Regions from separate parts of the Homo sapiens genome. Here regions 2, 3, 4, 5, 6 and 7 are each linked to region 1. Evidence: chromatin loops called from intact Hi-C (ENCODE). Cell type or tissue: mammary epithelial cell. All regions are shown on one strand. Region 1 has its middle 340 kb from the start of LINC00693. Region 2 overlaps RBMS3 (RNA binding motif single stranded interacting protein 3). Region 3 has its middle 79 kb from the start of RBMS3-AS1. Region 4 has its middle 140 kb from the start of RBMS3-AS3. Region 5 has its middle 190 kb from the start of RBMS3-AS3. Region 6 overlaps RBMS3 (RNA binding motif single stranded interacting protein 3). Region 7 overlaps RBMS3 (RNA binding motif single stranded interacting protein 3).

Region 1 (4,000 bases):
GCAATACTTAAGAAGCTCTAGGGTTGGAAGGCACATGGAGGCAGCTTTTAGGAGCAAGAGATCTTGCTAAATGCCTGGGGCTCTATCTCTGGGAGATTTAGGTGACAAGCATGGGCTTTTGAGTTAGGCCTACGCTCCAAGTCATTTCTCTGTTTCTAAAATAATGTCTTACTTTCTGGTTCTGCATGTCTTCATCAGGCAAATGGTACCTTACAAGCTATTTGTTAGTGATGAGTAATTACAACATAACATAAGCAAAGCCCTTAATACACTCAGAGATAGCATGGGCTTGGTAAAGGGAGCTGATGGTCTGAGTTAGTTTGGGACTAGCCCTGGTTACACTTCATGGCTATATATGCATAAATAAGTACATTTGCACAGTCCTAAAGTGAAAATGCATCAGCTTTCAGAACCAACCAACGCTTGTAAGCCCCCCGACTTTTATGTTAGCAGAACTCAATCCCTTTCATTTACAGCATATTCAATGCAGCTACACCTAACATAAAATATAACTTTATCTGCTGCAAACATTTTGAAAGGATGTTTAATTTTCCTTGTTAACATGTAAACTTAAATTTAGTTATGATTTGATTTCTCGGCAATTATCAGTATCATCTTGTGATCTGAGCAAATGCGATTCTATAATTGTTTTCAAAATGTGAACAATGTTTATTGTGACTAATAATTTCTGAAGATTAACATAACAAACATATTAATTTTGGCTAAGACCATTTCTCTGAGTCACAAAAAAGGTAATCAATGATCATTTGTCAGACTTCTGTTTAAACTCCAGCTCTAGCACTCTGAGCTGTGTGACCTGCATAAATTACTTGGCCCCTCTGAGCCTTCTTTAAAATAGGCATATATCATCACCATCTCTCCCTCCTTCAGCCATGTGTTGTGATGCATACATGAGAGAATATGTGTGTAGGTACCCTGTTAATGTGTGAGTATATTAGTATTTGAATGAACACGTGGAGCAAAAACAATAATAGCACCCTCAAAGTCAAATTGAGATTCTTGTTCCGTTTTTCTCACACCCTCTGTAATAAGTACTAACACGCAGTATCCTGCGTTGGCAGAGGAGGGTATAATAAGACCCCACATCTACCCATACTAATAAGTAAAGTAGCAGATCGAAGGCCCTCCGGGATTTAAGTCCTGCCTTGAAGATGCAGAACAGGGAGGTCAATGCCACCTATAGCGAGAATTTCTTTCCTCTGCAAAGGTGAAAGTCTCCAGATACAGGGGCTCTTCCCAGATCATAAGTCACCCTCCAGTAGCCATTTACGCTGTAGGAGGAAGGGCCCCACAAGTAGCCTGCTCAGGCTCCCTGGAAACTTCTGTGGCTTTCATCAGAGTTCCGAAAGTGAAACGAGGCCAGACATCCTTCCAGGGCCAAAATAGTTCGGAAACAAAAATACGCTGTGCGGCAAGCCCACCGAAGCCAAGGCAGCTGAATAAGCACCCAGCTCACAGCACAGGAAACCAGGCTGCCCTGTAAATAAAATTAGCCTAATGAGACTCTGTCGCCATCCCATGTCTGAACTGAAAAGTGATTTCTGCCAAGCCCTATATCCAAGCAGATAATCGTCTCTCTGAACATGCATGGGACTTCTAGCTAAAGACATTTCAGTTGAAATTCAGAGTACTCATGTACTAAAGTATTTTTTTTATAATTATTCTCCCTAGAATTCTAGGATAGAGAGGACTTTTCCCATTCTATGATTTTAGAAGTTATTTATTTACGCCAAACTCCATTTTAATTGAGGAATAGTATGATTGTGCATATACTTGAAGGAGAAAAGCAGGGAGAGAGATGGAGAGGAAAAAGAGAGAAGTTTTCATTGTCTAAAGTATTTTTTATGGTTCCCAAACTAATAAAGAACTAAGGATTTAGATACCAAAGCTGGCCCCTTTCCAATAGGGCATCCAATGAGAGTTGCTCTCAAAGGATTTATCCACGAGGAAAGCAAATTCACTCATATAAACAAAACAGGATTAAAAAATTGTTCCAGGAACGTCACAGCTCTGTCTCAATAAGCTTGGCTGTGTATTTAGAGACTTGGTTGGATTAACATATCCCACTATGTGACGTCGCTGCCTCCTATGGTCTGTGCGGTGAACGAAAGTGAGGCAATCAGCAGCAGGTAAAGATACTGTATGTGCTCCTTGTTGCTGAAATCAATGACTAATCCTGCATGGACAGGATGAATACAAAGTCAGGGAATCTGCTCTCACTGCAGAATGCCTTTTATAATATTTGCATTGAAAAAGTTTTAATAATACACTCAGCTATGGTAGTCAATGTCCTATAGAAATACAACAGATAAGCTGGTTGACCCCCTAACGTTCGATTAATTCATCCCTGCTCCATGTATCCCTCTGAATGTGTTCTTATGTCTCTTTGTGTTTCAGTGAGCTGGCAGTCTTCCTTTTCTTTGGTTACTCTCCATGGGAACTAGGTCAGGGATCTACCCACTGTGGACTCCAATGAATGGTCCCAGTTGATTGATTGTTTTAAGTGAGACTTGGAGACATTTTAAGAACACTGTAAGGATGATGGTTTGGGACATGGCACAGTTTAGCCTCAACTAAGTAGAACATTAAAAAAAAAAAAAACCACTTAACTTTTGGAAGCAGTCCTAAATGTTTAGGACTAAAACTTGTTAATAGGATGGGTAGAAGAAATGATTACAGAAATTTATTTTTTGTTTTCCTTTTTTGTTTTGTTTTGTTTTTTATGTGTAGCTGGTAGGGGAAAAAAGAAAAGTATAAAAGGGAATTTTCAAGGTATCTGATTCTGGGTTGGAAAAGGGAAAAAGTGGAATGGAATGGCAGATTCTTGTATATTCAAAATAAATCTTTCTACTCTCTAGTAATATGAGGTACAGTGCTATAAAGCTTTTGCTCTGAATCACTATGGATAAATAACTTAAATTCTCTAAAGCTTTGATAACATGAGAGTGTTATCTATATGAGAGGATTTTTGTAAAGATTAAATGAGATAAAGCACATGAAGTGATCATAAGTCTGTCCCACAAAGGGTAGGTGTTAATAAATGTAGCTGAAATTATAGTATTAATGCAGATTGTAAACTTGCCCATTGCCTACACACCTAGGCTGTAAAAATTTGCATTTACAGTCTGCATAATACCTAAAATGAGAATATAAAAGTCTTACTCTAGTTATTTAAAAGCATATTAAACTGTACAAATTTGAAGTTTCATTCATCGCTAAAGCTAATTCTAAGGAAAGTCAAAAGAAAGAAACTTCTGAAGAATGACAGCAGTGCAAAGCAACAATCATAAATAGAGATAGAGCATGATAACATATATATGTCATGGTTAATGTCAATTTCAGCTAAGATTTGTCAAAGAATAGCAAGCCAAATACATTTAGACTTCCCTAAATAGTTTTGTTTACTATCTTCACCCAGACATCTTATAATATAAGAAGGGTGATTTTAAGATATTAAAAGTTTGCCTTTGGAGTTAAAAAGTAAAGACAAACAGAACCTATAAGCTCATAACACCTTAGGCTTAGAAGTCATTAGATTGCCTAATTCAACTCAATATTACCACCATGTAAAAATACCTACCTAGAGCATTGTCAGTTACACACCTGAATATTCAAAATCACAGGTGTTCATTGCCTCCTAAGGCTTTCTACTCTAATTTCACACAGTTCTAATAGTTAAAAAGTTCTTCATGCTGAATTGAATTCCCCATTCTTGTAACAATTTCTATTACCTGTTGGAACAATACAAAATTATTCTCTTTTCTACATAAAAGCCTTTTAAATATAGAAAGATTATTATCAGGGTGTCCCTAAAATCTTTCTCCCTTAAGACAAATATGCCCAGTACCATCAGAGATTTCTGTTAGTTGTATGTAAATTCTCCAGTCACCCTTTTCTTGAATCAGTGAACATCTGCTCAATACCACACTCTGGTGTGAACTGAGAAAAACAATATAGGGTAGGAACATCGGCTCCTGTG
Region 2 (4,000 bases), 500 kb before region 1:
GGGTTAATACAGAGTTCTCAGCACACAGCACAGCATAGAAAGCAAAGAAAAGATAAATAGATAAACTTGGAATACTGAAATATGGTCTATACTTACCTGTATTAAGAGTATAGGAGATTGCTTCTTGGCCTTTTGATCAAGCATAGAGTACAGGAAAAAATGGCACCTGCATCCAATGCTAATTCTTGTGAGAATGTCCAGTTATTTTACTGTAAACTGTATTCTTTATAATAAAGGAAAACACATTTTACTACCCAGAGTGACAGTTTTAAGTATCACAATGAATAGAATGATGGAATGGTCTAGTTTTATAACTGGAGTTCTCGAAGACAATAAATGTAATCAATTTGATTGCTTTTCCTTGTGGTTTGCAGTAATGGGAGAAAACTGCTTTAGTAATAATACAGATAAAAATAAAATGAGAGAAGGACTAACAACATAGGACTTTTGCTATTAGCATGGTGGCTTTTACTCAAATGAATTAAGATCCATCAGTAGACTCATATGAAAGACTTTTTTTAGCAAAGGAATATTTTTCACCCAATGAAAATAGGCACCCTCTAGAGTTATGTCCTTATTTCAGCAGAGGAAAGCAAAGATTCTCAAAGTATACACTACATCACAGAGACAGAGCTCTTTTTTTAATGCCGAAATCCTCCCAGTTTAGTCATGCAGAAGAGTGAGATTCTAGCACACCCACCATTGGCCAAGAACCACTTTTTGGAGTATTATAATATTCTGCAACATTGACTGTCTATTCATCCTGAATCTGGCTATGCTATACGCAAAGGCACATTTCCTTTTATTTATTTGGATTCCACTGGTCATTAATTTCATTTAGCACTGAGGATTCTGACAAAGTCAATTAGTGTCATATGTTAGCAATTTCAGAGAGACAAATAGACACACCTCTAATTTTGGCCACCAGTTTCTATCCTGGACCCAATTTACAATTTTGCGCAATGACACAGATAATAACAAAAAAGAAGTATATTCTGCACTTATTTTATCTTGATTAGAAGACTGAGAATGGCATGACCTAGTGTGTTCCATTTACTTTGAACTTCTTATCACATCCCAGCAGGTCAAATAATGACTTGTTTATGAATGGGAAGAAAGTGAAAGTTATGTTTGTAGCTGATGTGCTAGTTTTAGTGACCAATCAATATCTCATCCCTGCCTAATGATATAGATTATTTTTTATTGAAGACCCAAAGGGGAAAACTAGAAAAATAATCACTGACATTATAATTTTGCCTATTATACAAGCTTAAATTCCAATGGTTGGTCTTCCTGTTAGTCAAGAACACATCTTATGTGTTCCATTATGAGATGGAGTAAAAATAATGTTTACATTTGTTTTACCAAAATATAATAGAGTATTGATAAACGATAGACAATTCCTTTCCTTGTCAGTAGATTATACACTTCTGATTATATACTTTATTTCACCGGATTGTGTCACTTCTGAAAATACTTTTCTGAAATGAAACTAGTTTAAATTCTCAAACTTCTCTAAATGGAATAATATTCCATGTTCAGATATTCCCGACTTTGGTGTATATTCCACTGTTGTTTTGTTTTGAACCACATATCTCTGTTTTGAAACAGTTTTAAAAGTCTGTTTAAATATATTTCTCAAATACTATGCTATGCAGAAAGGGGGACATTCTTTTTAACTGGAATTAGGGTACAGCATACTAAGGGATACCAATATATTCCACTTAATATAAACCCATAGGATATTCCCAAATTATAATAATTAGAGAATTAAGATAATATTAGGGAGAGCTAACTGAAGGTAAAAACGGAGAACACCATAAAAGTTGAAAGCAACAGATATTTAACTCTACGTGGACTGCATGGATGAGCCAGAGGTTAAGTTTACATACTTGATTATGAAAATTAAGGTGTCCCCTGAACCCAAGGACAAACTCAGGTCTTGTTGTGCCTTAAGTTTATACAATGTTGGAGACCCATTAAAAAAAGAATAAAATTTATAAATATAAAATTACTTAAAAAATGAATATTTGTTTAGAATAAAAACGAAATTTCAACATATCACTAATATTAAAAAGCTGAAGAACAACATGAAAATAAAAAATGTAGAAAATAATATTAATTCCCTGACACACTTCAGAAATAATCCCCTCTCCTTTTTTGCTGCAAACCTTTTGATTGTCTCTTTATATGAGAGTAATTTCATACTATTTTCTCCAGGGAGAATTATCTAGAGACAGATAATTCTGCCTGTCCTCTAACAGCTGATAGGCACTTTTTTTTCTAGTGATAGTTCAGAAATGTTTTCTTCAGCTTCACAACTCATAAATGGTAATAGCTTATAACTTGTTATAAGGTAAGAATGGTAGGAAGGTTAGGATAGTAAATTTGGGCATAACAATGTGGATGAATTTTGCACAGAGTTCGCTTCTGGCTTCAGATTTTTTCTTCTACTTCCCACATCCTTCCAGTGTTGGGCACCAGAGACCACATTCCTATCACAATAGAACCTTGAGTTGGCCCAGCACGTTCCTGCCACAATGCCCAAGACACTGGTACAGTGAGGAGTATGAGTATTCTTGGAAACCATTCAGACCACAAAACAGCTAGCAATAACACAAAGATGGATCCTATTGAATTCAAAATAAATGCATCTCTTACCCAACTTACCCTTAGCTAAATTCCAAAATACCTGCCACCACTGCAAGGAAAAAAAAAATGCAAATAGGGAAACTAGTGTGAAAAGAGACAAGGACCAGTTGTGATTAAAATGCATTTCTTTTACAAATTTTCCAAATCCATGTAACCATGGAAACACATTGCCAGTTAAGGAAAGAATGTGGATCTTGTGGGATCTAAATTTTATACACTTTGGATGGCCATTGACCATTTTTGAGAAGAATACAAAATGATTATACAGGATTAGATATAAGATTATAGAAGAGGTTGGGGAAAAGGAGGGACCCTAAAGCCTAAATTTTGTCAGCTTCTAGGCAAACCTGCACTATCTCACATTTCCAGCCACACCTCCATCTCTCCACCTCTCCCACACACCAAGAGGTGTTCTGAAAATTCTATCTCTCTGTCATATCAAGAGGTGATCTTCCATTTTCAGATGTAAGTATCTCGTGTGATAGAGCTAAATGACTTAAGGTAAATAGGGAGAGCACCAAGAAAGTTGAAAGCAACAGATGTTTAATTCTAAATAGTCCACAGGAATGAGTCAGAGGCCATGCTTTTCCTATGCGTTTCCACTTGTTCTTTCTGTCTACAATGTGTTTTAGCCCATGCCCCTTCATGTCCTTTTTTGGACACTTTTCCTGATGGCTCTACATGCTGAAGGGTACTTCCAAGTGTTATATCATGGCATGAAAATTTCATCCTACATTATGCCTTGAATATTCACTTGAACTCAGCAATCATTTTCCACAGATATACAGTATACTGATAATTTAACATCTGGATACATCATTTAAAAAAAAAATTTCATTGTCATGACTGAGTCTTAGCCAGGCCCCAAGTCCTGCCTATGCTGCATTCTCAGTGTCTCCCACATCTGCCTTTTCCATCCGTTCTACTATTTCTATTCAGAGCACTTCACTTCACATATGGATTAAGGTAACTGTCTCCAAATTGTATTTCCTGTTCCCAAGCTCCAAGTACTCTAATCTATCCCACATGCAGCCTTAAGCTTTATCTTCCCCCAACAAAAATTAATTTTCACACTTCATCCCCATGTTAATAAAAGCAATCCTGAAATTCTCTTCACTGTCTATAGATCACCTTCCTGAGACTGACATTCAAGGGCTCTGGGCCAGTTTCACAGTCTCCCTGACCATTAGCACACAAAAATAAATTTCTATTTTCAAATGTTCATAAATTTACTGTCTTGTGCCTGCAAGCTATTCCATTTATTGTTGCAAATTTATAATAATTTAATGCTCTTTGCTGAAAAAGAAAAACGATTGCTTCCTGATGCACGCCTGAGTACCTATTACTC
Region 3 (4,000 bases), 1.1 Mb before region 1:
AGTAGCTGCCTTTAGATTATATGCTGATATGTAGGAAGTCCTAAGAAGGTAGAGCGTGTCTGGTGATTGGATGATAAAATAGGATTATCATTCAAAATCGTGGGTGAATTTAGCTCAACCAGCAGCTATGTTTCTGTGTTCTCTTGTTCTTGTGGCCTGGAAGCTGGTGGCTTCAAGCCTGGCATTTGTGTCCTCCAGAATCTGAGCAGCATTGCAAAGTAGCTAAGTGTCACCTTGGTTCTACCATTGCCTCCTTTCATCTTCTTAGATATTAATCTTGTCTTTAACTCTCAGGAGTTACCCTCATAAAAACATCTTTAAAGAGAAACATCAGAACTAAACAGTTAAAATTATGCATAACACTTGATTGATGATAATTTTTAGAGCATTTACACATGATATATATATTGCCTGTTTTATCATAATCATTCTGAGAAATAAAAGATATGTATTTTGAGACATAAAAAACCTGACATTCAGAAAGGAAGAAAAAATATTTTGCAGATGGTATACCTAAAGTCAAAATCCAAGCTCTTTTCACTGCTTGCCTGGTATTTTTTCTAATATTTTGTTATCTATCTCTAAGAATAAAGTTATAATGGTGAAATGCCAGGTAATAGAAAAGTTATTTTGGGCAAACAATTCATTCCTTCAAGCCATATGAATAGATTCAGCATTATTAGGAGGAAAATCATTGGCTTTTGTACTTAGCTGATCCTGTGTGTGGATTTTGCCTGTACCATGAAAACATGGCCAAGTCCTATAACTTTGAAAAGTTATGTCCAACTTAGAATGGCATATTCCACTCTCCTTGCTGTCAAAAGAATTAAATGTCCCAGATCACTTGGGAAAAAGATAACAGACACTCTGTTAAGGGGCTGAACTAGGGAGTAAGCAGCAGCAAGGGTTAAACATATTGCCCACAAAACTCTCTGATCTTATTTCACACCAAAATGTCACAAACTGGTACTTACTAGAATACAATACCTTACAAACAAGAATGCCTACTCTCTTTTGGCATCATTAAATTATTTATGGAGGGTCCATTTGCTAGAAACTGTTCAATGAATGAGTCAATGAAAAGTTAAACCTATCTATTTGGTAGACAAGTACTTTCCTTCTAGAGTAAATCAGACAGACTCAAATACAGAAAAGATTGAAACAGCAAGTTATTTCTGGAACAGAAAATGTGAATTGTGTTGAGTTTTGTCACTAAGGTGATTAGAATAAGTGTCCAATGCCCTTCTTCTACAGAAATCACAAATCCCAGGCCAAGTGAGGCAATCTATTAAAAAAAAATGCTGATTAAAAACAAACAAGTAAGAACACACACACACAAACAACTGCCTTCCCCATTGGCATTTCCCAAAGTCATTTCAGAAGAAATTTTTGAAGCCAGGGGTTGAGAATTTGAATGTATTTTTAAAGCACTCTCTAGCCCTTCCTAAGTATAGGTCCATGGGTAGGTTGCCCAACTCTCCAAGCCCCATCTGGGAAATGGGGACAATTTTCCAATCCCTGTCTCAGAGCACTCTTGTGAAAGTTGTATGAACTCAAGTATGTGAGGGCACTTGGTGCAGCTCTTGGCACAGAGTGAGTGCCCAGTTAATAGTGATTCTTTCTCTTAACAGCCTTATCTCACATTACTGGTTTTGTGTAGGAATAGAGAACCTGGGATTTGGGTTTGGAATCCACTAGAGACTAATACAGCAGCGCCACCTGGTGACCATTTTACCACAATAGTAACCTAACAACGTCCTAAAGATCATGGGTGAGAAAGCTATCTCCCTTTGTTTCTAAAGATTTAAATAAAAATACAGTCTCTTGATATATTAGAGAGACTTTTATCATTATTGAAAGTGTCACTCCTTAAAAAAATCCAGAAATAATCAAATTCTCAGAGATTAAGTTTGAGCTATATTTTCATTGTACTGCCTTTGGAAAGCAGCAGTTAAATGTTATCTTCATCAGCATCAATTAAAAAAGGCATAATGGAACATAAACCTTGTTAGAACTATTGAGAATTGACAATTCACTCTGTTCTTCTTGGAGAAAATAAATTATTAGACAGTAAAAAAATGCATAGATATGAGATCAGAAAATCATGATTATTTTATGTACGAGGGTCACATAATAAATGTAGTTTGTTTCTTCATTTCCTAGTCTTCATTCTGCTGTGTTCATACCTTGTAACCTAGGGTTCTTCACCAGAAACCTCTAGGTACATTTTAGGAAATGCCAAAATGTCTTGCAATTTGAAGCAAAATTTTTGTGCATATTGGGTGGTGGTGCAGTACTATTATTTTTTAATCCTAAACAAATAAACAAAAAAGAATTTCTATCAAAAGAAAGCTTTGATAGAACATGGGTGTGGTGTTCTGAATGTTTATGTCTCCCAAAAATTCATATGTTGAAATACCCCTAAGGTGATGGTATTAAAAAGTGGGGGCTTTTTGACATGATTAGCTCATGAGGACTCTGCCCTCATAAAAGGAATTAGTGCCCTTATGGAAAAGGCCTGTGAGAACTTGTTTGCCCCTTCAGCCTTGTAAAGACACATAGAAAGCACAATCTATGAGGAACAGGCCCTCACCAGACCCCAAAACTGGTGCCTTGATCTTGGACTTTCCAGCTTCCAAAACTGTGAGCAATGAATTTCCGTTGTTTATAAATTACCCAATCCAAGACATTTTGTTACAACAGCCCAAACAGAACAAAGGCAGTGGGTAAAACTAAGTTCAAGATCTTTGTTCCAGGCCGGACACAGTGGCTCACGCCTGTAATCCCAGCACTTTGGGAGGCCGAGGCGGGTGAATCACAAGGTCAGGAGATCGAGACCATCCTAACACGGTGAAACCCCGTCTTTACTAAAAAATACAAAAAATTAGCCGGGCGTGGTGGCAGGCGCCTGTAGGAGAATGGCGTGATCCCGGGAGGCGGAGCTCGCAGTGAGCCAAGATCGCGCCACTGCACTCCAGCCTGGGCGACAGAGCGAGACTCCGTCTCAAAAAAAAAAATCTTTGTTCCACACTTACTTTCTTAAACTATCCAATAAATCCATTCTTCCAGTTTTCTCGTCTAGTTTTCTCTTCTGCCAGTACAATGTGAACTGATGTTCAGAAAGGGAAATGGTATATACACAACATATTCTTAGAGCCTGGGCACCGGTTGGAGAGCTTTCTCCACAGCCTCCCCTGGGTGCATGTATTCTAAAGCAAGAAGATGCCATGTGGGAAATCACCTTGATGTAGTGGTAGCTTCCAACTACACTGTTATGCAGATTATACTAGAAGTCATAGAACAGAAAGACTCACAGACCAATAAAGATGCTAGAAGCACGGGGCTTATTAAATCAATTTTAAATACACAGAAAAGAAACAAGGTGAAAGTCATGGGGTAGGTTGACTCATTGAGGTTAAAGTGCGAGAGGGGTGGAAGCACACTAGCTGAATGTTCTGCAATGTTGGTATATATACTCCTTTTCCCTCTGCCACATCATCCTTCTCCAGTGATGGTGTGTTATACCAGAGTTGGGTTTTGAGCAATGAAAGAGGGAGCCAGTGGAGCATTCTTACTCCCTCCAAGACAATCAGGGGCAAACCACTGAAATTCACCAATTAGGTTGATGAGCTGCTGTGGGTACCAGAATGGAAGGCAACAAAGAGTGAGCAAATTAAGACCTAATGAATAGTGAATGCTTAATTTTCTCATATATATATATATATCTAGTGTATCACATATAGTGTTTTCTTGGTCTTTCTTTCCCTTTCTATTTTTGTTCACACTCACATGCTGTACTTAGCTTTTCTGTCTTAAGGGTCGCTTTGTTGTTTAACACATCATAGGAATTTCATGTATCCCTTTGTTTTCCTGTCTTCTACAGTAGAATGGAATATTTTTGAACAACACAGCAAATGACTATTACAGAACAGGATATTACTGGCTCTTAAATATGAGCTCCAAGCTAGCTTGGATTACTCTGGTCTGGAAAAATAGGTTT
Region 4 (4,000 bases), 220 kb before region 1:
AAAATAAATATTTTATTTCTATTTTTTTTTTTAGCGGAACCCATCTATCCAGCATGATAAACATTAAGCATGAATGTTGTTCAACTGCTTGACACCTACAACACTGCTTGGGCAATGTGCTAATTGGGCCAATTTCCTATAAAACAGGGTCTAAGACACAGTCACCATTTATTCTCCTTAGTAATGACCAGTTATTGAGCCCCTATACGCATTAGATGCTGTACAAAGCACTCTTCAACATAAAGTCTCTAATTTTTACTCCAAGAAACTTTATGTCACTTGGATCAAAGTCACAGTTGGTTGGTGCTGGAGTCAAAATGTGAACCAAAATTTACCAAAGGGCCTGCCTAGGCCTTTTCACTTACGTTAAGGGGTCTTGAACTCACTGAATGTAATTCTACCAGGTTGTCATCTTTCGTACTTTGAGTTGAACTTGTCCCATTTTACCAACTTTAATCTTGGAGATGCTTGTACCACCCCTTGTGGCTTCCTTGTGTTTTACCCAGCTGTATAATTTGACCTTTCCATATGTTTCTTGTCAAGATCTTGATTATCACATACAAACACACTTATGCATGAAGGCAAGGAAAAGGCTTATAACAATATGCTGCAAAAAACCAACAATGATATCTCACTAGGTGGTAGGATTATGAGTAATTTGGATAGTTTTTTTCTCTTATGTTTTTCTGTACTCTCCAATATTGTATAATCAATATATAATAATTTTGGAATTTGAAATAACTACAGGAATTATGTTCTTAGAAATCTAACTTGTGACAAATGTTAGCTCTTCAGTAAATCTTTCCCTGATCACACACTCTCTAAACTTGCTTCTTTCTAAACTGAATTCTTTTACTATTTATTTTGCATGCTATTTATATGACACTTCTAACTTCCTGGTGGTAAAGCTGTGTTTTAATGCATATTTATTTATACCAGCCTTTCTAGGTGGGGATTTAAGATGGTATGAGTTGTGCACAGAACTCCTCTTTTTTGGGATAAAAGTCTTCTGGAGGGCAGGACTGTGCTTTATGCTCTCTCTATCCCCTACTGTACCTATTATGCAGTAGACAATCAATAAACATGGATGGAATAAATGAAACTTATAGAAGAGATTTAAAATCTCATTTCTGTCATTTCAACTTCCTATCAACTCTCCTCTATAAGCAATAAAAATGAATTATTTGAATTTAATTTCTCTAGAGATCCATCTTTTAGTGAAAGTGCAAATCAGGGATGAAATAGCTCAAGGCAAGTGATCTGAAGGACAGGAGAGAAAAACAGAGGGTGGCAAAAAGCCACTAGGAAAGTGCAATGATGAGTTCTTGCGTAATCAAGAGGTGGCTAAGTTTTAAGACTGGTCTTTCTCATGGATAACAAATCTTGAGGTTTTAGTTTTGTACTACTAAAATTTATCATTGGATGAAGAAATCTGAACAACAGTCTTCAGATTAATTGGGTCATCATTATTCATTGTGGGAAAGAAAGCAGGTAGACTAGGATCAGCCTTACAGAATAACCAATTGTGACCTGATTCCTTAAAGCACTAAGCTTTACTTGCTATTTCTATTTTTCCCAACCTTCTAATATAAATATTATGAAGTCTAATTAGGTATTTGAATATTCACCAAATGTAATCTTCTTTCAGCAACTGTTGATTAATGTACTACTGAGACAAATAAAATGATACTCTTGGAGTTTAGAGGGGTGGCTAGTCAAAAGTGAAAGAAAGAAACATAAAAAAAAACCTCTAGATTTTCATCATTCTTCTGGAGACATCCTTGCTGTGCTCTCCATTTCTGATTACCTTAACCCCACTGGGTGTGTCACTCCTTCCAGGATGGTTACAAGCAAGTGGGAAACAGGTTTTGACACAAGCTGCTGTGTGGCTGAAAACACAAACCCAGTATCATCAGCCAGTCCACATGAGTCACCAGAAGAAGGAGCTCCTGGTGCCTCCTGTTTCAGCAGGTGAGGCAAACGTGAGGCAAAGGGGAAGCACACTAAGTACATCTAATTTACTTGCATTGATGTGGATGAAGAAAAAAGAGACAACTTGTCTTCAACACCTCCAAGAAGTTCTGGACCATGCTGTTTCATGAAAATTAATTTTATTGCAATCCAAATTCAGACACTCCAGCTTCTTTCAATATCTGTCTATAATACAATTGCCTTTCCCAGACCACATGTTTTTTGGCCTTTTATATATGATTCTATGGGGCTTTTTAATAACTTCAATAATTTTTATTCCTTTAAAAATTATTTAAAATGGCATTATCAAAAGGAGGAAGCTCCAGGACCAGTGACAAGCGAGCATGTCCTGATGAAACCAGTATTCTGATTCATTTTCTTGAGCTCCAGTCATATTCCTGCCTTACCGCAGGTATCTATTTCCACACAGTATCTATTTTCCTGAATTCAGAGATTTAACAATCTACTTTATTCCTACTGAGTGCATAGCACAATGTATACATTTTTCTCTATAAATCATTTTTGCCATTCACATTTACTGTTTTTAGCTCTTATGACAAATTCCCTATTCTAATATAATGTCTCCTTCCTAACCACTCTTATTCATTGCTACCATTGTTCTGTAATTTTCCCAAATCAGTAATACTCCAAGATAATATAATTCTTCACTGACCCCTTCAGGATGTAGAACTCTCAAGTTTCTCATTATTAAAATCTGCACTCAGAATCTGATTAACTAATTCCCATAGAACTATATATATCAGTTAAAAAATGAATCACATCTTTCCAGATCATTCCATTTTAGAATATAAAATGTTTAAGGTAAAGTTAATGAGTCTTTTAAGGTAGAATTTCAGGCAATAGAGGCAGGTGGTGAGTTGTTGGGGTGGAGGTGGTAGTACTTTTAGGGGAATAGCTTCATGGAGTTTTGTCAACCTTAGCACGCAAGGTTCATGAAGGTTGCTGTCAACCTTGCTTTTGTGTCAGTCTGCCCTACATAATAACAGCAATCATAACATATCCATAACAACTTTGACTATTACTCATACTATTTTTAAGTCCCTTTTTTAATCAAAGAGTTGTAATATGAATTTTAATATCATTTCATGTTCAGTACAACCCTATGAAATTGCCTTATTATCAAGGGACAGTGGGGAAAGAGCTGGGTCAAAACTACTCAGCTAATAAAAGGCAGAGCTGGGATTCTAACTCATAGCTGTGGAATTCAAAAACCCATGGTCTTAACCATGATCTGCTTATGGTTATCTGAAATACATCGAACTTTTAAGATATTCATTGAAGAGGCTCATTCTTCTCTTCATAATTTCTTGGTTGTTTTTCTCAGTATTCTCTGGTCAGGCCAGGTGATTAATGTCACTTACACTTCTCAAGTTTTTCAGTAACTTCATTCCTGATCCGGTGACTTTTACATTTCATGCAAAGCATACGTGGTATAGATTTGCCATTAAAGTTTCTTTTTCCCCCAACCCACCAAACTCTTAAAAAAATATTGAAAGGGAAATTAAAGTTTAATCAGAGAAAAGAAAATGGACCAATAAAATACTATTTTGTACCTGCCTTAAGCAGATGATGCTATGGAAAAGAGTGCTTTTATTAATTTATTTTTGAAGTTATATTTTATTTTTTAAGATATTTACTATCCAGTAACTAAAACATTTCTCATTAACTAATTTACGTGTTTTTTTCAACTTTTATTTTTGTTTCAGGGAGTACATGTGCAAGTTTGTCACTTGGGTACATTGTGTGAGGCTGAGTTTTGGGGTACCAGTGATCCTATCACCCAGTACCAAGCATAGTACATGACAGTTTTTCAACCCTTGCCTTGTTCCCTCCCTCCTCCCTCTAGTAGTCCTCAGTGTCTATTGTTATCATCTTTATGACCCAAGCACCCTATGTTTAGCTCCCTCTTATGTGAGAACATGCAGTATTTGGTTTTCTGTTCCTGCATTAATTTGCTTAGGATAATGGACTCCAGCTGCATCCATGTTGCTACAAAGGACACGATTTC
Region 5 (4,000 bases), 180 kb before region 1:
AAAAATCTCAGAATTCACCACTATATAATTCATCCACATAACAAAAAACACTTGTACCTCAAAGCTATTTAAATAGAAATTAAGAAAAAAATTACGAAGAACAGCACAAGTCTCTCTATTCCCTAAATCTGGCTATCAATCTGGATATCATATTCCACAGGAATAACACTAATAATTTGGATTTTCCATCCTTGACTTCCTCATCTCCAATGACTTTTTCTCCTGCCACCTCATTCCCACAGTAAGGTCCTAGAATTATTATTATTATTATTATTATTTTTTTTGAGACAGAGTCTCACTCTGTCACCCAGGCTGGAGTGCAGTAGCATGATCTCGGATCACTGCAACCTCTGCCTCCTGGGTTCAAGCGATTCTTCTGCCTCAGCCTCCCGAGTAGCTGGGACTACAGGCATGTGCCACCATGCCTGGCTAATTTTTGTGTTTTTAGTAGAGATGGGGTTTCACCATATCTCGGCCTCCCAAAGGGCTGAGATTACAGGTGTGAGCCACTGTGCCCAGCTGATCCTAGACTTTTCAACACCTCACCTGCTCAGTTTCCAAAGTGATTAATTCAATCATCTCACTCGCCGACAAATTTAAAAGATGGGTAGATGTACTCTATTTGTCTCTTTCCCCTTCTTGCTGATTGGAACAGAAAACCATCTTTGCCATGAAATGGAAGTCAAATGATGGAGAAAGCAGAGTGCCAAAACAGAATGGGCCTGGGCTCTTAATAACTGTAGAAACATTGGACCAGCCCTGGATATAATATCAAGATATTTGAGAGAGAAACTGTATGTAAACTACTCCCATTTCAGCTCTAGGCCCAAGGAAACTCGATTCTAATTTGCTGATCTCACTATAAATTCCTGGTTGTTAGTTCAAGTGGTTACCCAACACTGGTTGGCATACTTACCGTTTCTCTAAGTTCACTTTCCCACTCTCCACAACCATCCTTTACTGACTTCAAGGACCTGACCTCTCTTTCTCCCCAACTCCTACCCTTTCTCATTCTATATTAAATGTGCACTGCACGCTTCCTAAAAATCATAATTGATATTGTCATCAAATATACAACTGACCTAAATCTTTGCTCATCTTTTCTTTTTCCTTCTAACAACCTTGGAGTAAGTGAGGCTTCTTCTAGCAGAGGCCTTTCCCTGTATGGCTATCCAGATACTAACATTTCTACCACCTCAGTTATCTCCTCCTACTTGCATTTTCAGCCTCTCCCTCTCTGTTAGATTTCTGAAAACAGCATTTTAATTTTCTCTAATTGGTCTCAAGCAAAGGAAAGAAGAACTCCCTGAATGCACCTTCATTTCTACTGACTGTTCTCTCTTCCTTGCATATTCAACTGCTTTTAAATATTATCTACACACACCTATGATGACTTTCTCATCGGCCATTAACTAGACACTTCTTTACTCAGAACCTTGAGAACACAGTTCTTGATAGGAAAACATGCACTTGAAATTTTTTAGAAAGCCATTTAAAACAGCCCTTGTGTTAATGCTGATATCAAAAAATGAAAGGTCACAAACATCCTCCAATGGACCTCTTAAAAAATCTTAAACTTACTTGACCTTATGTGATCATACTTCTCTTGATTCTTGTGACAACAAATTCTCCTGGCTTTTTTCCTATCTCTCAGTCCAGTCATTTTTCATTTCCTTTACCAACTCAGCTCTTTATACTTTGAAACCTTCGAATTCTTAACCTCCTCAGTAACTGTGTGTGTGGTGATCCCCTCCCTGAAATGTCCTTTCCTCTTTTCTTTGCAAGGTTAACTTTTCTTCATCCTCCAGGTGTCACTGAACTATTACTCCCTCAAAAAGAACTTGGACTTTAAAACTGTTTGCCACATTGTCTTTTAATGTTTCTGTCTTTTGTAATTAGACATTCATTTCCGATATTGTCTCCGCCAAGGTTTATATTCTACCATAAACTCTATAAGGTCAGGGTTCATGTCAGTTTATTCATCATTCTTTTTGAGTAGCCTGACACATGGGAGAGGTTCTATAAGTACGTGTGGAAAGAATGAATGAATAACTTAGGATGATGGAAATTTTCACTTACTTTATTGTAATGCAAGTACAGAGAAAAGGGAGGGGATTTTCTTTAGGTATACTAGTGTTTTATTCATTTTCCATTGCTTTCTGCATCAAAAGTCAAGAAACATGATTGAGCAGTGAATGGATTCAGAATTCTTTGTAATTTCCACTCAATTTTTCCGTAAAACCAAAATTGGTCTAAAAATAAAGTTAATTAATTTTTTAAAAGAAAGGCACCACAGCTTAGTAGTGAAGAGCATAGGCTATAGAGTCACACAGTCTAGGTTTCAATTCCAGCTCTGTCATTTAGGAGCTTTGTGACTTCAGGCAAGTTCCTTAAACTCTCCCTGAGAGTAGGAACATTTTAGTTTTATTTTGCTTTGTTTTAATGTTGTTCACTGCTGTGTCCATACACTTAGAAATATACCCAGCACATAGTATCAACTAAATAAACAGATGGCTTTCATTATTTTGAGGTATGTTCCTTCAATACCTACTTTATTGAAAGTTTTTAACATGAAGGGTGTTGAATTTTATTGAAAGCCTTTTCTGTGTCTATTGAGATAATCATGTGGTTTTTGTCTTTAGTTCTGTATATGTGATGAATCACACTTATTGATTTGCATATGTTGAACCAATCTTGCATCCTGGGGATGAAGCCTATTTGATCATGGTAGATTAGCTTTTTGATGTGTTGCTGGATTCAGTTCGCAAATATTTTGTTGAGGATTTTTGTTTCGATTATTCAAAGGTATTGGCCTGAAGTTTTCATTTTTTGTTGTGTCTCTGCCAGGTTTTGGTATCAGGATGATGCTAGCCTTATAGGATGAGCTGAAAAGGAGTCCCTCTTCTCAATTTTTTGGGAATAGTCTCTGTAGGAATTATACCATCTTTTCTTTGTACATCTGATAGAATTCAGCTGTGAATCCATCAGGTCGTGGGCTTTTTTTTTTTTTTTTTTTTTGGTTGCTAGGCTATTTATTACTGATTCAATTTCAGAGCTGATTATTGGTCTATTCAGGGAGTCAATTTCTTCCTGGCTCAGTCTTGGGAGGGTGTATGTGTCTCGGAATTTATCCATCTCTTCTAAGTTTTCTAGTTTTTGTGCGTAAAGGTGTTCGTAGTAGTTTCTGATGGTTGTTTTCATTTCTGTGAGGTCAGTAGTAACATTCCCTTCAAAATTCTAATTGTGTTTATTTGGAACTTCTGTTTTTTTTTTCTTTATTAGTCTAGCTAGTGGCCTACTTTTTTTTTTTTTCAAAAAACCAGCTCCTGGGTTCGTTGAACTTTTGATTTCTGAGACAAAGTCTTGCTCTTGTCACCCCAGGCTGGAGTGCAATGATACAATCTTGGCTCACTGCAACTTCTGTCTCCCAGCTTCAAGCAATTCTCCTGCCTCAGCCTACCGAATAGCTGGAATTACAGGTGCCTGCTACCACACCCGGCTAATTTTTGTATTTTTAGTAGAGATAGGGTTTCACCATGTTGGCCAGGCTGGTCTTGAACTCCTAACATCAGGTGACCCCCCTGCCTCAGCCTCCCAAAGTACCGGACTTACAGGTGTGAGCCACCGTGCCTGGCCTGATTTTTATTTTTATTTCTCATCTTCTGCTAGCTTTGGGGCTGGTTTGTTCCTGCTTCTCTAATTCTTTCAGTTATGAAGTTAGGCTGTTAATGTGAGATCTTTCTAAGAGTTTGATGTGGGTATTTAGTGCTATGAATTTCCCTTTTAACACTGCCTTAGCTGTGTCCTAGAGATTCTAGTATGTTGTCATTTTTTTTGTCACAATTCATTTTTATTTACAGAAAATAAATACTTATTCCAGTCTCAAAGTTGCCATACTTGAAGTTGCTAATTTAAAAAATGAATTTTAAATAGTCACTTAATAATCCTGCTTTGACTAAGACAGTGAAATGTGGCTTAAAAAAAGTATTCAGCATCATTT
Region 6 (4,000 bases), 780 kb before region 1:
AAAACAAATGCTTTTTGTGCCTGTTTATATTACCTTGTCCTTACCATGCTGAGCACACAGGCCCTGCATTTCTTTATGTAAGAACTTCTCTGGCTGGATAATCTCTGTTGTCCTCCTTTGTAGCAAGTTAGAAGTTTTGGAGAAATCACAACTACTAGGGGTACCTACAAAAATTAAAAATTAAAAAAAACCCAAACGACCAGGGGAGACATTTTACTAGTCAATCAGGGGTTGGTGTATAAATAACCTAGCTCCCTCACCCCTTGTGTATGATGACTCTAAGATGTGTACCCTACACTGGCTCTTGGAGTTGCCCTAGGGTATTGACCTGCAGTCACCCACAGTGGTAGCTGAATTAATAAGGTGCTCTTGTCCCGATCGCCATCTATCAGTGTTGTTTCTTCACGTGCTCCTGAACCTCCCCAGAAGCATCTGCTCCTTGGGGAGCAAGAGCTAAAACAGAAATTATCATCAACTCTCAAATATTATGAATTGAGCAATTTTATAAATATCTAACTTTTCATGTTCTGGCCTTCGTGCAGAAAAGAGGAGCCAGCAGTCATCTATGAGACAGGGTGGCTGATGTAACAAAAGATCTATCCTTTCCAGTTCTCATACAGTGTGTGACATTGCTACTCAAGGGCCTTTCATCAACAAATGATTAATTGGTGAGGAATGACATTACCTTCCTTGAATAAAACATAATTTAGTACAAATGATCGTTTTTAATTAGCTTGCAATAATAATGGCAGGTACCATTTATTCAGCACTTACTGTGTTCTATGTTGTATGCTAAGTGCATTTATCTTACCTCTGAGATTGGCACCATAATCTGTATTATAATCAGCTACTATAATCAGGAAATATAATCCCCATTTTAAAGATGAAAAAAACTGAGAGCCTAACTCACGTGAAGTCACACTGCTAGTAAGGGGCAGATCTGGGCTTGGAAGCCAGGATTGCTTGAATTGGATGCCTGTGAGTGTCCATAATTAAGTGTCACCATCCATCTTTGTTACAGAGATCAGGATCCTAAGGGAGTTAACAGAAGACATGGAGAGTTTTTAAAATGTCAATGCCTAGGGGATCTTTACTGACGGCAAGAAAGAAGAAAGAAACATTGAAATCCTAGAGCCTGGTCTTGGTTTAGTGACCCCCCTGGCCTTACCCTTTGTCCCTTGGCCATCTCACTGCTCAATTTGACCAGTTCAAACAACAGAGGAATGAAAAAGAAATAAAAATCAACTTGGAAATTAGCACAACTTTTACTGTGGGAACTGGTTTACATTTTTGGCTAAAATTAAGCTTGGGATTGTTTGTGAAACTCAATGAAGCAAGAGTTGGCAATGTGTACAGGCAGAGTGTGTTCTCCCGTGCTGTCCACACACGATTTCCTAACAATCAAAAGAAAATGCTTTATCTGTTAGTAAAAGTTAGCAAAGTTTCATAACTTCCTGTAATTACTACTCTGAGAGTTCACAATGGTTATTTTTTCACATGAAATTGTTAAATGAGGGCTGCCTGAGATTTCACTTAAAATTTTGCACTTGGAAGAAAAAAAGGGGAAAAAATGAGAAGCCAACAGAATAACAACTCTAGAAGTGAAGAACTAACATTTAAAGAGTGAAAATAATAATTAAAAGTAGGATCTATATATTAACTAAAATGCCCCTCCTCAACAAACATAGGAATACATACTCTACACAGAGTTCTAAGAAGTTCGCAGTGAGCTTACATTTGTGGAATGCCTACCATGTCTCCAACCAATTGTCCATATTCTTACATTTAACCTTTCTACAAATCCAGTAGCATTAGTATCACTAATCCTTTTTTATTAATAAGGAAAAAGTCACAAAACCTGAATTCATACCATTTTAAAATTTGTTAGTTTTATTTATCCTTTCTTATACTAGATCTTTGCAAGACTAGATAATAATTCATTGCTTCTAGATAGTCTGCGAGATCCTAATATGAACAAACTGCTACAGTAGTAGTAAGAGTAAAACTCCAAAGGGACTTGGAATTTTTCATGTTATTTGAGCAAAAGTGTTGTTTAAAAAAAATGGCCAAACTTGCTTTCAAAATGAAAAGGTGAGTGACTCAGCAGTGGGCAATGAGAGACTCTCACCAGCCTATAAGTGCAGTGATAAATAGCAGACATTGCTTAGCTAAGTTATGAATAACCACACCAGGAATGTGTCTGCTTAGGCTCCTGTGCCTGACAATTGTTACATGAATATAAAACAATCTGCCTTGTATTTTTTTTTTAAAAAAAAATTTGCATGCAGCTTTTTACTTTGCTAGATTTTAAAATTTGGGGCTGGGGTGGGAGATGGGTAAGAACAGTTTTTAATTTTTTTTATTTTTTTATGCTTCCTCCTCTTTAGCCACAACATTTAGGACAGTCACTTGCACAGATAATGTGTTTAAAACATAATTGAACTCTAAGTATATGCAAATCCTGAAATACCTAGAAATTCAGAAACTTCCTATATTAATTGGAATTCAAAAAAAATCAAGCAGGAAATTACTGTGACCACCTACATCCATATACGGATATACAAACTAATTGTTAGTCTTTGCTAACAGTGAATCCCAAGTAACCCAGAACAGAGTAACTCTTGCTAACTAGTTCTACAGTAATAACTTTTTTTAGGAATAAGAGTAAGACAGCCCTATGAAATATTTTTAAAGCAGATTTCCTCTTATGACGAACAATTGTAAAAGGTTTATCTTTCTACAATAGGACATGTTCCCTCAAAATAGTAGAGAAATTTGTTATATAGACAAAGGCTTCCATGAATGATTTTGAGGATGTAAGTTGGAAATGAAAGAGAAATATAGTTCCAGACTTGGGTGAAAATGTATGTGACAAAAAGATGACATAATCTATCAAAATGTAATGAAAAACAGATATCAGAAGCAGAGGCAACTAATGTAGCCATGGCCACCCCCTTGCACACCCCCTTCCCTCAACACACAAACCTGCCTCACTCTCCAGAGGCTGTCTTGGCTGACACAGAGGATGCATTCCATACATGTTTCAAATACCAAGGATCAAGAAGCAAATCCAAGTGTTCACTGCGTAAGTGTTCCTGTCATTTTGTGGTATTTTGAAGAAACCACTGTGAAGCAACTTGATTCAACTATTGCTTTAAAACTCAAACACTGATCATGTTGACACTGTCTACAGTAATCAGTGTTTGAAAAATAATGGATAAACATTTTACTATTTGCCTTTAAAGAACAAAACAAGAGTAGTATTTCCAACCTAGCTAAGAGGGGACAAACAGAAAAGATAGAGAATTCAAAGTTTTGTCTTAGGATGAACAAAAATCAATCTGAAATTATTGATCAAATCATTGAAATTATCATTATGTACAGCTTCGGTCTCAACCTAGTTCACTGATGTTACCCATTTCTCTACCGAGAAGGGCACATTTATGAAACTGAAGAATGACTGTATGAATAAAGTATGTTAAGCTTTCTTATATGCTAATAGTAGTTAATCTTTGCAATAATCTTTTGAAGTAACATGATTTATTTTACAAATAAGTAAACTGAGACACAAGAAAACTCAGTCATTTACCCAAGATCATAGTCAATAAATAAATGTGGACCCTAAATTTTAGCTCAATAGAAATAAATTGGCATGCTTTTCCCATCCCCCTGTTTATAAGATATATATTTGCCCATGACTTGGGCTGTTTATTAGATATAGGACATCCTCAGAGGCATCCATGTATGTATATGCATTCAATAATGACATTATTCCTCAGGCATGAAACACCTTAAAATATCTTTCTAACTATCCAGAGAAAATTATAGTCATGAATTTGAGGTCTATGTATTAGTCTGAATTTGCTCTGTACAGCATCACACATCACAATTATGCATTTTCAAGGAATGTTTTCTGATGGGTATTTGTCTTTAATTCATTCTAAAATTTGGGGAAAAAATGTAAAGAAGAGTGTTGTATTTCTATCAGATATCATAATGT
Region 7 (4,000 bases), 420 kb before region 1:
ATCCCAAAGTGCTGGGATTATAGGCTTGAGCCACTGCATCCAGCCATATATTCCTAAATCTTACAGATTACTAGGGCCATATAGGTACTATTTTAGTACCTATATGGTAACATATAGAAAAATAATTTTGATCAATAGGGATAATTTTTTAACATTTTGTATCAAATATCCCAAGGACATTATGTTGGGTGCTAGAAATTACTCCAGTGATAGCAATGTATTCATTAGTTTACAAATATTTCCATAAATGAGCACCAACTTTAAAGTGAAATCATCTTTAAAAAATAACAAAAGGGATAAGCTGTGGGGGTTAAGAATAATTAACCATATTATATGTATATAAATACTCTAGAGTTAATTTTAGAATTTTAAGCATGTTACAATGAAATTATAATTAGAGCATTTTAAAAAACCGTTTCAGATTTGCTAAAACTGTATACTTTAAAAGACCAAAGAGTATTAGAAGTCTAGGAAATAGGAGAAGGTACATGGAATTTGACTTAATTTTATTTGTAATTGTTTAAATATGAATTTGACCCCCAAAAATCAACATATTGTCTTTTTTGTCTTTCCAAAAGGAAAACATGATGGCAAAGCAGGCAGTGTCAGGCCTGGGTTGGAATGTTTAACCAATTTACCTTTGACAATTTGCTCAACTTTGCAAGCTTCAGTTTTTTCATTATAGAATGACTAATAATATCTTTTTAGGATTAAATGACAAGATATATCTCTGTATAAGAATATTCACATATGTATATTTCATTTCATGATGCCTAAGACATGGTAGCTGATTAATAAATTATAGGAAGTGATACTGTTCTTACAGGGGCCCAGCTTTCCTATAAAGTAATCCTTTCGTTCCGCAATAAAGTCATTGCCATCAGTATCTTTGGGGTTGAGGCCACAAACACCGTCTCACAGGTTGATTATGGTTTTTTTTTTCATCTAAAATTACGTAAGCAAAATCAATATTGGCATGTGTCAGTAGATCTTGATTGAGCATTTTACTTTGAATACTTGTAATTGAGTTTGATGGAAAAGCTGACTCATGTTAAGAATTGTGCCTTGCAAAAAAACACAACTGCCATGGTATAGTTTGGATCAGAAAGCATCCTTGAGCAAAATATGTTGTACATGCACACAAAAGTACATCCACTCCTAAGCCTATGAAAATTAACAGAAAGCCTGTTTCAAACTGTGCTTACCACCCAAAACATGAAGAAAATGTCAAAATATTTTTTCTTACTTGTTTGAGAACTATTTTTAGATAGTTTTTGAATAGAGAACACATATTTGTTAAAGATGCCGAATTCATTCCAGATGGAGGCTTTGCTACGAAGTTATGGGATGCAAAAGATCTGGTTTTCCTTTGTTAAGAAAAACCGGAAAGGCTGATCAGTTGAAAAATTAAGGTACGCCAGGCCCAGTCCTAAGAATTGCCATGAATATTTTATAATCATTTGAATACATTTAGAACAGAGTACCCCTCAAAAACAAAACAGAATAAAAAACAAAATGAAAAAGAGGGAGGGAGGCAGGAAGTGAGGAATTAAGAGGAAGGGAGGAAAAAGGAAGGAGGGAAGAGAGAAAAAGATATCTTCACAAATTTCACAAATGTATCTTTTAGTCTCTTTCTATTCAGGCTGACCCCTGTTCCTGTCTTCCCCGCTGAGTTCTGAGCTGGGTGGCTGTGAGCCTTTGGAATGCTCACACTTCAGACGTGACAGACGCCGTACACTGGGCAGTCCCAGAGTTACGAGTTTCTCCCACATACCAAATACATTAAGTAGCAGTAGAGTGCTTAGAAGAGCTTTGGCACCAGGCCACTCTGTAACAGGAACTTGCTTGGCAAAGAGCTGCTTTAAGCACATTTGCTGTGTATGTATTTGTAGCAATTTCTTTCCCTTTTAGACCCTTGAAATTGACATGGCAGGGGAGTTCTTTGAGCATATCTGCCACGGACCAAAATAAATGCTTAACCTTCTAGAATGTGCCACGTGGACTATATGCATAATTTCTGCTAATTTATTATCTCACTGCTTGCACCAACAGGCATTATATGGGCACATACCAGGCAATTCTCTTCTGTGATGAAGTGAGACTTAAAATATTGTATCAGTACGCATTATCATTGGAGATTGAATCAAAACCAGGAAGGAGTAAATAATGTTTGCTCTATCATAAAACTGGCAAAATCCAATAGGATAGTCTTTTGTAGGAAGAACAAAAACATCTACAACACTGACAGTGCAGTCTAATTGTAGCAGTTAACCATTAAAAAAAAAATGTCAAACATAACTGAGAAGCAGGCTTCATTTTCCAGTATGTTAACAGCAAAAAAGGCAGACCTATAGTCAGGAGGAAAATGCCTGCTATTAAAACATAACTGATGAATGTTACAAAAAGAGTATTTGTCATCAAACAATGCTTCCATTGTAAAACAATTCCAACCTATGCATGAAAGATTCCAAACGCTAGTACAGCATTCAATTTGATACTGGAGTTTTATCATATTATTTCATGCGAAGAAGAATTATACACTCAATCTGTCTGACAGCTTTGCATATAAAGAACAGTTTCTGCATGACAAATGTGGTGAGCTTATTAAGTTACCAATACACTGCCAAGCCATATTGTCTCAGCAACAGCAGACCCAAAATATTTTCAAATGATTCTTTAAAGCGCAATGCAGGAAAGCCTGAACAACGACATGTCCTGACTTTAATAAAATTCACAACTGCAGGAGCATTTATTTACCTTATATCTAATTAGAATAAATCATCCATAAGCCTCATTTAGTCCATATTTAGTGTGTCAGACTTTTATCTTTTGAGATAGTTGAAAATATTAGTTTTTGATTTATCATCTGCTGCCTCACAGCTGCAAAAAAAAATTAAACTATTAAGCTTAATATAAAAACAGAACACTGTTTCTTAAAAATATAGAGACACGAGAGTATTTACAAACATACTTTTAGGATGGGAAAAATTAGCTACTAAATAATGCAAAATATTAAGAAAACACTTGATCAAAATTAGGAATAGCAAGTAATTTAAGCAAACTAACCTCTTCATTTTTTTCATATTTGTAAAGACATCTTAACTCTCAATCTTGGAATGAACTTACAGGACTAAGTTATATGTGTATTGCAAACGGAACTGTGAAAAGCTTAAATAGTAATGATGTATAATAAAAGCAAAAGGCTAATGCAACAACTATGACTTTACTGTTATTGTTCACAGGCACCATTTTTAAGAAACATTTGCTAGTTGTTGGGTACTAAGCTAATAAGCCCTTTAGACATAATTTTTAAATTTTCACTCTCACATCAACTCTCTAGTATAGTCCCGCTGTACAGATGTGGAAAATAAAACATAGAAATTGTATGAATTGTACAGCTTTGCCTATGGTCATAACGCTAGATACAAGCAAGTCTAGATCTCTCTAATTATGGAAGTACTGAGCACTTAACCATTCTGTCTTACTATATTTTCTTGACTCTTGCTCCACTGAACAAGAAATTTCTTTGCATAAACAAATACTAAATAGGATTTTCAGGGTATCCTATAAAGAACTGTCTGTCATATCAAAAATCATAGCCTAATCCTACTAAGAAAACAAAGACAACTTTGCATCCCTGTTCTTACTTGTTAAAGATGCTGAATTCATTCCAGATGGAGGCTTCATTGCACTGCTGCAACGGAGACACAGCGACTCAACTTAGTCACATGGATCGCTCTTTATTGAATATTTCAAGACTTACCCACCCTAGTTCCAAAGGGAAGTTGTTAACTGAGAATAGGGACTATACTAAATCACCTTAATTGTAGCTTCACTATAAATTTAAAATTTAAACTGCCCTGTAGGTTGAAAGCAGTTTTGTTCTGTTTTACTTTTCCCTCAGTCTGGTCTTAGAGTTAAAGAAGAATGGGTTAATGCAGTGGAATTTTTTTTAAATTATACTTTTTATCAAGCCCCATGAATTGTTAAGCCACCGTCT

Evidence for each region. Hi-C counts contacts between places; a loop is a spot of excess contacts. Peaks named below come from ENCODE experiments on the same cell type or tissue, not always from the same donor. Only the 100,000 strongest peaks of a DNase experiment are listed, where the experiment ranks them.
Region 2: a loop joins it to region 1, with 3 times the contacts of the local background. A loop is called at or near these places in 3 of 110 quality-filtered maps.
Region 3: a loop joins it to region 1, with 3 times the contacts of the local background. A loop is called at or near these places in 4 of 110 quality-filtered maps.
Region 4: it touches region 1 in a loop (4-fold over the local background); 3 of 110 quality-filtered maps call a loop at or near these places.
Region 5: a loop joins it to region 1, with 11 times the contacts of the local background. A loop is called at or near these places in 2 of 110 quality-filtered maps.
Region 6: it touches region 1 in a loop (4-fold over the local background); 5 of 110 quality-filtered maps call a loop at or near these places.
Region 7: a loop joins it to region 1, with 8 times the contacts of the local background. A loop is called at or near these places in 2 of 110 quality-filtered maps.

Annotation. Positions count from the first base shown.
Region 1 is chr3:28,914,355-28,918,354 of GRCh38, reverse strand. No RefSeq gene overlaps it. Among named protein-coding and RNA genes, the nearest start is that of LINC00693, 340 kb to the right of the region's middle. In mammary epithelial cell, CTCF peaks have their summits at 1,542 and 2,107; DNase peaks (open chromatin) are centred at 1,524 and 2,134; H3K27ac peaks cover 621 bases.
Region 2 is chr3:29,415,260-29,419,259 of GRCh38, reverse strand. The region is part of intron 1 of RBMS3 (RNA binding motif single stranded interacting protein 3); the gene reads right to left. Among named protein-coding and RNA genes, the nearest start is that of RBMS3, 140 kb to the right of the region's middle. In mammary epithelial cell, a CTCF peak has its summit at 2,490; a DNase peak (open chromatin) is centred at 2,539.
Region 3 is chr3:30,010,848-30,014,847 of GRCh38, reverse strand. No RefSeq gene overlaps it. Among named protein-coding and RNA genes, the nearest start is that of RBMS3-AS1, 79 kb to the right of the region's middle. In mammary epithelial cell, a CTCF peak has its summit at 1,725 (motif pointing left); a DNase peak (open chromatin) is centred at 1,707.
Region 4 is chr3:29,135,686-29,139,685 of GRCh38, reverse strand. No RefSeq gene overlaps it. Among named protein-coding and RNA genes, the nearest start is that of RBMS3-AS3, 140 kb to the left of the region's middle. In mammary epithelial cell, a CTCF peak has its summit at 1,956 (motif pointing right); a DNase peak (open chromatin) is centred at 1,895.
Region 5 is chr3:29,089,449-29,093,448 of GRCh38, reverse strand. It overlaps the pseudogene MESTP4. Among named protein-coding and RNA genes, the nearest start is that of RBMS3-AS3, 190 kb to the left of the region's middle. In mammary epithelial cell, no CTCF peak of the experiment used is centred here; no DNase peak of the experiment used is centred here.
Region 6 is chr3:29,693,130-29,697,129 of GRCh38, reverse strand. All of the region lies in intron 4 of RBMS3 (RNA binding motif single stranded interacting protein 3), which reads right to left. Among named protein-coding and RNA genes, the nearest start is that of RBMS3-AS2, 52 kb to the right of the region's middle. In mammary epithelial cell, no CTCF peak of the experiment used is centred here; DNase peaks (open chromatin) are centred at 1,359, 2,139 and 3,059; H3K27ac peaks cover 3,242 bases.
Region 7 is chr3:29,333,402-29,337,401 of GRCh38, reverse strand. All of the region lies in intron 1 of RBMS3 (RNA binding motif single stranded interacting protein 3), which reads right to left. Among named protein-coding and RNA genes, the nearest start is that of RBMS3, 54 kb to the right of the region's middle. In mammary epithelial cell, no CTCF peak of the experiment used is centred here; a DNase peak (open chromatin) is centred at 1,771; H3K4me3 peaks cover 799 bases; H3K27ac peaks cover 3,216 bases.